Regions from separate parts of the Mus musculus genome. Here region 1 is linked to region 2. The links are chromatin contacts, found by Hi-C or POLR2A ChIA-PET in ENCODE. All regions are on one chromosome and are shown on one strand. Each heading gives the region's core, a stretch centred on a gene start or an enhancer-like site at or near the end of the contact. The rest is flanking DNA. Distances are from core to core; before and after follow the strand shown.

Evidence for each region. Hi-C counts contacts between places; a loop is a spot of excess contacts on that map. ChIA-PET counts read pairs that join two places held with the same protein, here RNA polymerase II (POLR2A).
Region 1: a loop to region 2 is called in a map of left cerebral cortex, with 2.0 times the contacts of the local background. The contact joins the promoter of Zbtb12 here to the promoter of Dxo in region 2. A Hi-C loop is called at or near these places in 1 of 37 maps with a recorded cell type or tissue (left cerebral cortex). POLR2A ChIA-PET finds 5 or more read pairs at or near these places in 1 of 5 experiments (Patski).

What each region holds. Positions count from the first base shown.
Region 1 is chr17:34,891,965-34,896,814 of GRCm38, forward strand. Zbtb12 (zinc finger and BTB domain containing 12) reads left to right here and starts at 2,595. Exons shown (of 2, transcript NM_198886.3): 1 at 2,595-2,805; 2 at 3,257-4,850. The coding sequence starts at 3,277. The coding sequence ends at 4,656.
Region 2 is chr17:34,834,603-34,840,095 of GRCm38, forward strand. Dxo (decapping exoribonuclease) reads left to right here and starts at 2,417. Exons shown (of 7, transcript NM_001163770.1): 1 at 2,417-2,614; 2 at 2,791-3,152; 3 at 3,299-3,534; 4 at 3,624-3,843; 5 at 3,946-4,081; 6 at 4,211-4,305; 7 at 4,385-4,584. The coding sequence starts at 2,797. The coding sequence ends at 4,535. Stk19 (serine/threonine kinase 19) reads right to left here and starts at 2,301. Exons shown (of 7, transcript NM_019442.3): 1 at 2,175-2,301; 2 at 1,828-1,964. The coding sequence starts at 2,274. It overlaps Skiv2l (superkiller viralicidic activity 2-like (S. cerevisiae)), which reads right to left. Exons shown (of 28, transcript NM_021337.2): 26 at 5,395-5,493; 27 at 5,089-5,229; 28 at 4,624-5,003. The coding sequence ends at 4,803.

The DNA.
Region 1 (4,850 bases), core at 1,345-3,844, 58 kb after region 2:
TTTCTCTGTGTAACCCTGGCTCTCCTGGAACTCACTCTGGTCTTGAACTCAGAGAATCTGTCTGCCTCTGCCTCCCAAGTGCTGGGATTAAAGGCGTGCACCACCGAAGTCACCTGGCCAAACTCATTCCTTTTAACTTGACAGTTTTTCCTATTTCCCAGTGAAATATGCATTCTTCCTTTTTAATTTCTTAAGGATTTATTTTATGTGTGTATGTATGTTGTGCTGTGTGTGTGCATTCATGTGTCTGTGTGTGTTTAGGATGTGTGTGCCTGGAGCTTGCAGATATCAGGAGAGGGTGTCATATCCTCTGGAGCTGCAGTTATGAGTGGTTGTGGGCCACAGGGTGAATTCTGGGTATTCCACTGGGGTCCTCTACAAAAAGAAGTGCTCTTAACAGCTGGGCCATCTCTCCAGCCCCATAGATAATTCTTTTGAAAAGTTTGGTAGGCGGTGGTGGCACATTCCTTTAATCCCAGCACTGGGGAGGCAGAGGCAGGCGGATTTCTGAGTTCAAGGCCAGCCTGATCTACAAAGTGAGTTCCAGGACAGCCAGGGCTATACAGAGAAACCCTGTCTCAAAAAAAAAACAACAAAAAACAAAAACAAAAAACAAATCAACAACAAAAAAGTTTGGTAAGGAGAAAAAGAAAAAAATGAGATAAGAGAACAGAATTTTTAAAGGAAAATTCTTTTGAAACTGTCATAGTGGTGATGAGGCATGACTATTCCAGGACTTGAGAGAGGCAGTGGGGAAGGCAGGCAGATGTCTGAGTTCAAGGCCAGGCTGGTCTATAGAGTGAATTTCAGTATAGCCAGGGCTAAAAAAAAAAAAAAAAAAAAGGAAAGAAAGGATGAAAGAAAGAAGAAAACAAAGAAACTGCCAGAGTCTATTTCTCATAAAAGCAAAGACACTAAAAATAAATGAATAAATAAATTAAAAACCAGTGTTACCACAGATCCAGTGTGTGTTTGTTTGTTCAGTGTATAAGAGGCTCCCTAGAACCCTCTATCAGCCTGGTAAGCATTCAGAACCTTGAGTTCAAAGATAAAGACATCTTGATTCAGAGAACTGATTTGCCCAAGGCTTCACTCTAGTGCAGTAGGCAGTGAATGTGGCTTTAAACAAGGTGTACCAGACACAATGGCCTACACTCCCCCTAAAATCCACGACCTGACCACAAAGTGAGCTGGGTGAGGGTACAAGTCAGAGAATTCTAAAAGGAACATGAAAGACCACAGCCAAGGTACTGCCTCGCGGCTGTCTGCGCCTTCTCCGGGAACAGCATCTCTTGGGTGTGAGAATTCGGTTCAATCAGGAATGAACTTTGTATGGGCGGATGCAGGTCCAGCTGAAAGCCAATGATGTCAACACCCAGCCATTTATTGTCTGACTTTTATTTGCAAAACACAGCCCATACATAACTTAATTCCTGTATTCAAGATGTCTTGGGGGGGGGGGGGGCATCGGGTTGCAAGCAGTTGAGCATCCTCAGGATTGAGAAGCTTCCTGGAGGGTGTAATAAAAAAAATATAACCTGCAGGCAACAGCGGCCACCCCCTGAGGACTTTATTCTTTAAAGCCAGTGTGGGTATTTGGGGTGCACAGAAGCGCTGGTGGGCTAGCCTTCAAGACAGGTACTCACATTGAAGTTGTGTTGAAGGTAGTTTTGGAGTGGCAAAGAAAGCCAGTCCGGAGTAGAGTGGGTATCTAGGGTCAGGGAGCATCTCCTCTTCTGGGACAGGACAGAGTGGGTGCAGAGAAAATTATAGATGGCACATTAGTACCAATATAAATAATTGCACAATTTGCAAGATTAGTCCCAGGGTTAATTACACAGTGAAGGTGAAACGCACTAATCTTTCACAGTATGAGTGGGGTTCTTGACCTTGGCAAGAAGTCAGAGTGGATAAAATAGAAGGGAGAATGAGTGTGATTGACGTAACCGTGTGCTCTAAGCCGGACAAGCTGAGGGCAAGCGCTGGCTCATCAGGCTTTGTGGAAAGTGAAATTCTCTTTTAGATCAGGACTACAGTGGGCACCAGCTTCAGAAGACTTGGAAAAGTCTGGAAATGTGGCCTGAGGAACTGTGCACACATTCAGCGGAGGATGCACCCGAGGGCAGCAGTGATCCTAAGATTGGTAGGCCACCGGCAGGTCCAAGGCTCTGGGAGGTGGCCTGACTCGCACAGCTGGGCGGGAGTGACGCCTTGCTGGAGAGCAGGTGGCCGCGCAGATTGCGCAGTTCCCGGGGAGCGCGCGCGCTGGGGGGCGCGGGGCAGGCGGGGCTAGCGGGGACGCGCTGGGGCGCGGGAGGGGGGCTCTAGGAGCCGGGGGCGGGGCCGAGTGCGCGGGCCTTGGCACGCACGCGCAGACGGGCCGCGGGCCCCAGAGGCAGAGAGGAGGGGGAGCGTGAAATAGGGGGCGGTGTGGAGCGTATTTCCGCTCTGGCGGACAAATAATCCTGGCCAAAGGGGAGGCCCGACTGTCCAGCCCTTTAACCGCGTGGGGGTGCCGGGGGAGAAAAGGGGGGTCGGGGAGGGGGAATCCTGCTCCTTTAATTCCCTCCCCTCTTCCTCCGCCCCGAGTCCGCGAGGACGCTGCGCTGCGCGGGGCCTTGGAACACTCGGCACGAGCTGCCCCCGCCCCTCCCCCTCCCGCCCACGCGGAGCCGGCCCGCGCGCGCACCCCGTGCACCCCCGCGCCTGCGCGCTGCCCCGGCCCTGCCCGTGTGTGGGGGGCGTCGCTGGCCCCGGGGGGGTGGGGGACCAGGGGGGAAAAATCAGCACGCGGAACCGGGCCAGGTGAGAGGCGCGTGCACCCAGGGTCGTGAGTCTGGGTGGGGGGGCGTGCCACGGAGATCTGCGCGTGGGAGGGGGGCGTGCACGACCTGTCCGGGCGGTGGGAGGACGTGAAAAGGGGGACTCACAGCAGCGCGGCCCAGGCTAGAGCGAGGCGGGTGAGGAGTACCTGCAACCGGGGGCCACCCCAGAGTTGCAATCCTCTGGTTTTTTCCCCCCATCCACCCCTTTATCCATTCTCCCGTGGGCGCGCGGGCTGCGGGACTGGGGGGTGTGGACGCCGCTGCCCCGCCCCCGGGAACCACGCCTCCCTCCTCGGAGGGACCGCGCCTCCTTGGAATTGGGGAAACTGAGGGAGGCGCGCCAAGACTAGGGAGGTAGGGATGAGGGGTCTGGAGCCTTGGCCTCCGACAGCCAGAGACCTTTGTCTCTGACTCGTTTCCTTCCCACCCAGGGCAGTCCACTCCCGCCACAATGGCCTCTGGGGTGGAAGTCCTGCGCTTCCAGCTGCCTGGCCACGAGGCCGCAACGTTGCGGAACATGAACCAGCTCCGTGCAGAGGAGCGGTTCTGTGATGTGACCATCGTGGCCGACAGCCTCAAATTCCGTGGCCACAAGGTCATCCTGGCCGCCTGCTCACCGTTCCTCCGGGACCAGTTCTTGCTGAACCCCAGTTCTGAGCTGCAGGTCTCACTGATGCACAGCGCGCGTATTGTGGCGGACTTGCTCCTCTCTTGCTACACAGGCGCCCTGGAGTTCGCAGTCAGGGACATCGTGAACTACCTGACAGCAGCCTCCTACCTGCAAATGGAGCATGTAGTGGAGAAATGCCGGAACGCCCTTAGCCAGTTCATTGAGCCCAAAATAGGCCTTAAAGAAGATGGGGTCAGCGAGGCTAGCCTCCTAAGCAGTGTCAGTGCCACCAAGTCCCTCCTCCCTCCAGCCAGGACCCCAAAGCCAGCTCCAAAACCCCCACCACCACCTCCTCTACCCCCTCCGCTCCTGCGACCGGTGAAGCTGGAGTTTCCGCTGGATGAGGACCTAGAGCTGAAGGCGGAAGAGGAGGATGAGGATGAAGATGAAGATGTTTCTGACATCTGCATCGTCAAAGTGGAGTCGGCTCTAGAAGTGGCACACCGGCTCAAACCCCCTGGAAGCCTAGCCGGGGGTCTGGGTATCGGGGCCTCTGTGAGCAGCCACCTGGGAGAGCTGGCCCAGAGTAGTGTGGCCCCCAACACTGTTACCCCACCGCAAGGGGTGGTGAAGGCATGCTACAGCCTGTCAGAGGACGCGGAAGGGGAAGGCCTGTTGTTGATCCCAGGAGGCCGGGCCAGTGTGGGGGCCACCTCGGGCCTAGTGGAAGCAGCAGCGGTGGCCATGGCTGCCCGGGGGGCGGGGGGCAGTCTGGGGGCAGGGGGTAGCCGGGGACCTCTGCCTGGGGGCTTCTCAAGTGGAAACCCCTTAAAGAACATCAAATGCACCAAATGCCCTGAAGTGTTCCAGGGTGTGGAGAAGCTGGTCTTCCACATGCGTGCGCAACACTTCATCTTCATGTGCCCACGCTGCGGCAAGCAGTTCAACCACAGCAGCAACCTCAACCGCCACATGAACGTCCACCGTGGTGTCAAGTCCCATTCATGTGGCATCTGCGGCAAGTGCTTTACTCAGAAGTCCACACTGCACGATCACCTCAACCTGCACTCAGGAGCCCGGCCCTACCGGTGCTCCTACTGTGACGTGCGCTTTGCCCACAAGCCCGCCATTAGGCGGCACCTCAAGGAGCAGCATGGCAAAACCACAGCTGAGAACGTGCTGGAAGCTGGTGTGGCTGAGATCAATGTCCTCATCCGCTGAAAGGCCAAGAGGCTGGGGGCGGTCCTGGGCCCGGCAGAATTGGGGAGGGGCGGGGTTTGAGGGCAGGCAAACATTTTGAGGGAGGAAGACTGGAGAGAGAGAGAGACCATGCCTCAAAGAGCAGAAGAAAAAGATGGAGCCGGAGACAGGGTTGATAAGGCTGAGGGAATGTGGGATCCCAAAGAAAGATTTCT
Region 2 (5,493 bases), core at 1,167-3,666:
GCCTTTACCTCTAGAGCAATGGGATTAAAGCCATATGGCAGTACACATGGCCAAAAATAATAATCAAATTTAAAATAATCATAAAAAAGATATAGGCTTAAATATGTCCCAGTCAGTCACCGTGGTGCATAGCTTTAATCTCAGCGCTCAGGAGGCAGAGGTAGGTGGGTCTCTATGAGTTCAAGGGTAGCCTGGTCTACAGACTGAGTTCCAGGTCATCTAGTGCTGCATAATAAGACCCATAAAAAGAAAAAAAAAAAAAAAAGTCCCAGTAGAGAATTTAAAACTGAGAAATGAAGACAATAAACTAAGACTTCAATGAGTGTGAAATACTTTAGTACAGCTGAATAAAAGACTATCGATCTGGGGTGGGAGCAATGCTCGGTGGCAGAGTAATTCCTGCTCTTGCAGAGCTCCCACATTCAGTTCCTAGCTCCCACATCTGGTGGCTCACAACCACCTGTAACTTGTACCTCCCCAGCTCCAGGGATCAAGTGCCATCTTCTGGCATCTGAGAGTGCAAACCCACATGTACACACACCCATGCTCACAAGCACATAGCCACAAGCAAATGAAATTAAGCTTTCTGAACAGATTATTAATCTAAGATGAAACTAAACAGTACAATTATAAAAGAAAGCCCAAAACTATTGAACATGGAAGTGTCTGAAGGGGTTCAAAGAGAAGATGTCTATGTAATTTCAGTGCCAGAAGAAAGCAATGAGAGAGGACAAGAGAAATTTCTTAGAGCTGGTGACAGGGCTGAGGAGGTGACTCTGCTGTCAAGTCTGCTGACCCAAGTTCAATCCTCCCCTCTCCAAAGAAAGAAGAGACTCCCTCTAGTTAACCTTCTGACTACTGTAAACCCCAGCATTAGGGAGATGAAAGCAGGAGAATATCAAGTTTAAGGCAGTCTGGGCTACAAATTAAGACCTTGTCTTAAAACAAAACTTGTGCAACTCTGAAAGCTTTTTGTTTAAAGAAAAAAAAAAAAACAGTTATAGAAAAGGAAGCACAGGGGCCATGGCCTGAGGAGGAGGTCAGAAGTCACCTGCAGGAATCAAGGTCAGAAACTCTGTAACAATATAAGGACAAAGCTAAGCAAGAAGGATCTGTGACAGCCTCTAAGGAGGAACTGCCCTAGTTAAAAGGAGCCCAGAGAGGTATGTAGCAGCAGAGAGCCGTTCACAGTGTTCTGACCTTCAACTCAGGCAGAGGTCTGAGAGTTCCTATAAAACAGAGACTGAAATCTGCCCACTGTGGATTTTTTTTGTGTGAAGAGACATGGCCCTGGCTTTCAATCGCCTTCTAAACTTGGCCACGAGGTTACATCACTCCTCTAGTCTCCCTAAGTATCTCATTTAGCCCCTATGCCTTGTGCACCACAGCCTAGAATGATCTGCAGCGTCATAGCCCACTGTCTCATACATCTATAATCTGCAACTCAGTGTACGCACATCAGGCAAGCAGCTACTCGGTGCCTCCCTCCTCTAGTCAATCCCCTAATCACTAACTGATCACTTGGGAAATCTGGGAATTAACACTAGACTCATCTCTCTCCTTCAGTCAATCTCTCTCACCGGTGACCTTCAGTACACCTTTGTCCGCGCTCACTAACCTTCTCTAACAGCCATCACCTGTCAGATGTGACATCTGCCTGCAGTTCCAAACCCCTGGGATTTGCTCTGCATTTGCCTTGGCCTAACGCCTGCTGACGGACGACTGAGTGTCTGAGCGACAGGGACTTGGCGAGTGCCCTCGAGGCTGCGGGTCGGAGGGCCGGGGCTGGTGGGGGGGGGACACGCCAAAGGTCTCCAAGGTGCTCACCAGTTGTAGGTCGGCCACCGTCCGGTCTGGCACCAGACTGTACACTTGGCTCCTCAGCGCGATGGGCGGCAGCGCATCCTCGAACAGCCCCCGGGGAAACAGCTTCACGAGCTCCTCGATGGCCTCGCGCGCCGAGCCTGTGGTGGAGCAAGCGCGTGGTCAGGTCCGGGTGGAGAGCGAGGGTGGAGACAGCGCGGAGGTTCGGACGCCCCAGCCCTCAGAGTCGCTGCCCAGCGCCTGGGTTGCCATGGTTACTACCCTAGGTCCTCCTCCTCCTCCTCCTCCTCCCCCCCCTCCTCCAAGGGTGGATACCCTCGGGCTTTCCGCGCCCAGGTTGCCATGGTTACCTGCTCTTGTTCTTAAAGGATCCGCTCTCACGGGCCCCGGCGCCCGCCTCCGCTTCACCCCAAAAGCCTCAGACGCCAGGAGCCGTCTCTTGCGATTCATAACCCGGATTTCAGGATTCCGGGAAAGGAGTCCCGAAGACCGCGTCTTCCGGCACAGAATAATGACGACGGGCCCTCTGGCTGGTCGTCTGAGTTTGATGACGAAGGCAGCCTCACTTCCGTCGCCCGCACCGCTGCTGATTGGCTCCCGACCAGAGCGCTCACTGGGGCGCGCCGAGGCGCGAGTGGCCCGCCTGGGTTCCCGCTCCGGTGCAGACGGACCTCGCCCACTCCGACGCTGAGGGCGGATGAGAGCGTCATCAGAAACAGCAACTCCGTGTTTGCATCCTTCTCCGGCTTCTGACGTGCGGCCCTGACGCCGTAGCCTCGAGGAGGTGGAGGTCGGTCAGGGTGGGGAGCTTTGAGGTAACCAAGTCTTAGCTTCAACCCCCAAACTCCTCAAGCTCGCCGCGTTCGTTGGTCCGTGGGTGGGAACGAGGCGCCCGGCTCCTGACACGCAGAGCCCAAACCTGGAAGCTCACTCGCTCCTTATCCACTGGAAACGCTTTCCTCGCAGGACCTCATGGAACCCAGAGGGACTAAGAGAAAAGCGGAGAAGACAGAGGTGGAAAAGCCTTTGCACAAACTCCCCCGGGCAGTCCCTTTACTGCGGACACAGCCCTCTCTGTACTCGGGACCCTTCCCGTTCTACCGGCGTCCATCCGAACTGGGCTGCTTCTCCCTGGACGCACAACGCCAGTACCATGGAGATGCCCGAGCCCTCCGCTACTACAGCCCCCCTCCCATCAACGGCCCAGGCCCGGACTTTGACCTCAGAGATGGATACCCTGACCGATACCAGCCCCGGGACGAGGAAGTCCAAGAGAGGTTGGACCATTTGCTGCGCTGGGTCCTGGAACACCGGAACCAGCTGGAGGGGTGAGCCCGGTGCAACGCAGAAGCTGACCTGGTGACCCGGCTTTCTCTTCTGAAGTTGGGAAAGCCAAATGGTCTTTAGTGGGGACTTTGAGTCAACAGAAGTAAAACTCGAGTCAGACCATAAACCCCGCATTCTTCCCTCCCAGGGGTCCCGGCTGGCTGGCAGGGGCCACGGTGACATGGAGAGGGCACCTGACAAAATTGCTGACCACGCCGTATGAGCGGCAGGAGGGCTGGCAGCTGGCAGCCTCCCGGTTCCAAGGGACACTGTACCTAAGTGAGGTGGAGACCCCGGCTGCTCGGGCCCAGAGGCTTGCACGGCCACCCCTCCTCCGGGAGCTCATGTACATGGGCTACAAATTTGAGCAGTACATGTGCGCAGGTGAGAGTCGTCGCAGCCGTGCGGTCCCTCTCCCCTTCCACAGAGGTCGAGATCCCCTTCCTCTGCTGCTGCCTTCTCTTCTTGTGCAGACAAACCCGGAGGCTCCCCAGACCCCTCTGGGGAAGTTAACACCAACGTGGCCTACTGCTCTGTGCTACGCAGCCGCCTGGGAAACCACCCTCTCCTGTTCTCCGGGGAGGTAGACTGCCTGAACCCCCAGGCTCCTTGCACACAGCCTCCCTCCTGCTACGTGGAGCTCAAGACATCCAAGGAGATGCACAGCCCTGGCCAGTGGAGGAGCTTTTACAGGTTCTGGCCGGGGCCGGGACTGACGGGGGGGGGGGTTGGGGGGGGGTTGGGGGGGGTTGGGGGGGGTGGAGGGTCCTGCTGACCCTTTGCCTCTCCCGTCAGACACAAGTTGCTGAAATGGTGGGCTCAGTCGTTCCTCCCGGGGGTCCCACATGTTGTTGCCGGCTTCCGGAACCCAGAAGGTTTCGTCTGTTCCTTAAAGACCTTTCCTACCATGGAGATGTTTGAAAATGTCAGGGTAAGGCAGGTGTCAGAGTGGCCATCTGTTTCCCCACCCCCTGTACCAAGTCCTCAGACCCAGTGCCCCTTTGCCACCTGCCTTTTCCTCTTTCCACCCCCAGTCTTCTGCCTCTTGTGCCCCCTCCAGAATGACCGAGAAGGCTGGAATCCCTCTGTGTGCATGAACTTCTGTGCTGCCTTCCTTAGCTTTGCCCAGAGCACAGTAGTCCAGGACGATCCCAGGTAAGGCCTTCATGTTTGTGCACTGCCTCTGGATCCCGGCTCAATCTCTGGCTTCACCCCACACCTCTGTCTTCCACAGGCTTGTCCACCTCTTCTCCTGGGAACCTGGTGGCCCTGTCACTGTGTCTGTCCATCGTGACGCACCCTATGCCTTCCTGCCCTCATGGTATGTGGAGACTATGACCCAAGACCTCCCACCACTCTCAAAGACTCCCTCTCCCAAGGACTGAGGACAAGTCTGGGCTCCGTGCAGATAATAAAGGCGTGTTTCTAAGTGGGTCTCTTGCTGTGTCTGAATGGAGTCACCTCTGTTCCAAGTTACCATACTCCAAGCACTCTGGTTTGCTCTTTATTTATATTTTTGGGTTTTTAGGGGGTTTTTTTTGTTTGTTTTTAGTTTTTTCAAAACATGGTTGGCATCAAACTCAAAGAGATTTATCTGCCCCTTCGCTGCTACTACAACCCAGCTTATTGTTACATTTCTATCCACACATCCTTTACTGGGTGTAGAGGCTGGCTGCGAAGACGATGTCCCGCCGTAACAAGGTGGCTGCCGTCTCCATCTTGGCACCCAGCACAGGCTCACCCACCAAACGTGCTGCTCCTCGAAGCGAGCGACACATCTCAGCCAGACGCTGGATGCAGCGGACGACCAAGCCCTCAGGGGTCCCTGAGAGCCCTGCCAACTCGGAGAAGGGCTATGGGAAGAGCAGAGTGAAGACTAAATGTGCCAGGTCTTGCATGGCTTCTCCCAACCAGCCAACTGCCAAACCCGGCACTTACCATACCCCTAGCCCACTCATACACAACCTCTACCAGCCCAAAATTCAGCTCTCCCACAAACTCCTCCACTGTCTGGTTCAGGCCACAGGCCACCTGAACCTCGCCAATCCGCTTGGCCACAGCTTTGACTCGTTCTACCCCCTGCAGAGGAGGAAGGAAGGGTTAAGACCTCCAGCATCAGGACCAGGGAGGCCCCTATTGAGGAGGAGATCAGACACACTGTGGGAGGCCTTTACCAAGACTGAGAAGAGGGTGGAGGGGTGGGGGTGGCAATGTATAATCCAGGAGAGGGGTGATGGCCCCTACCTGTTTGAGGGTACTTGGGAGCTGGTCGCCAGGGTCCCCGGGGCTCTGGCACACCAGGCCAGAGAGCAGAGCTGCGATTTCCTCTGGTCGCAGAGCGCT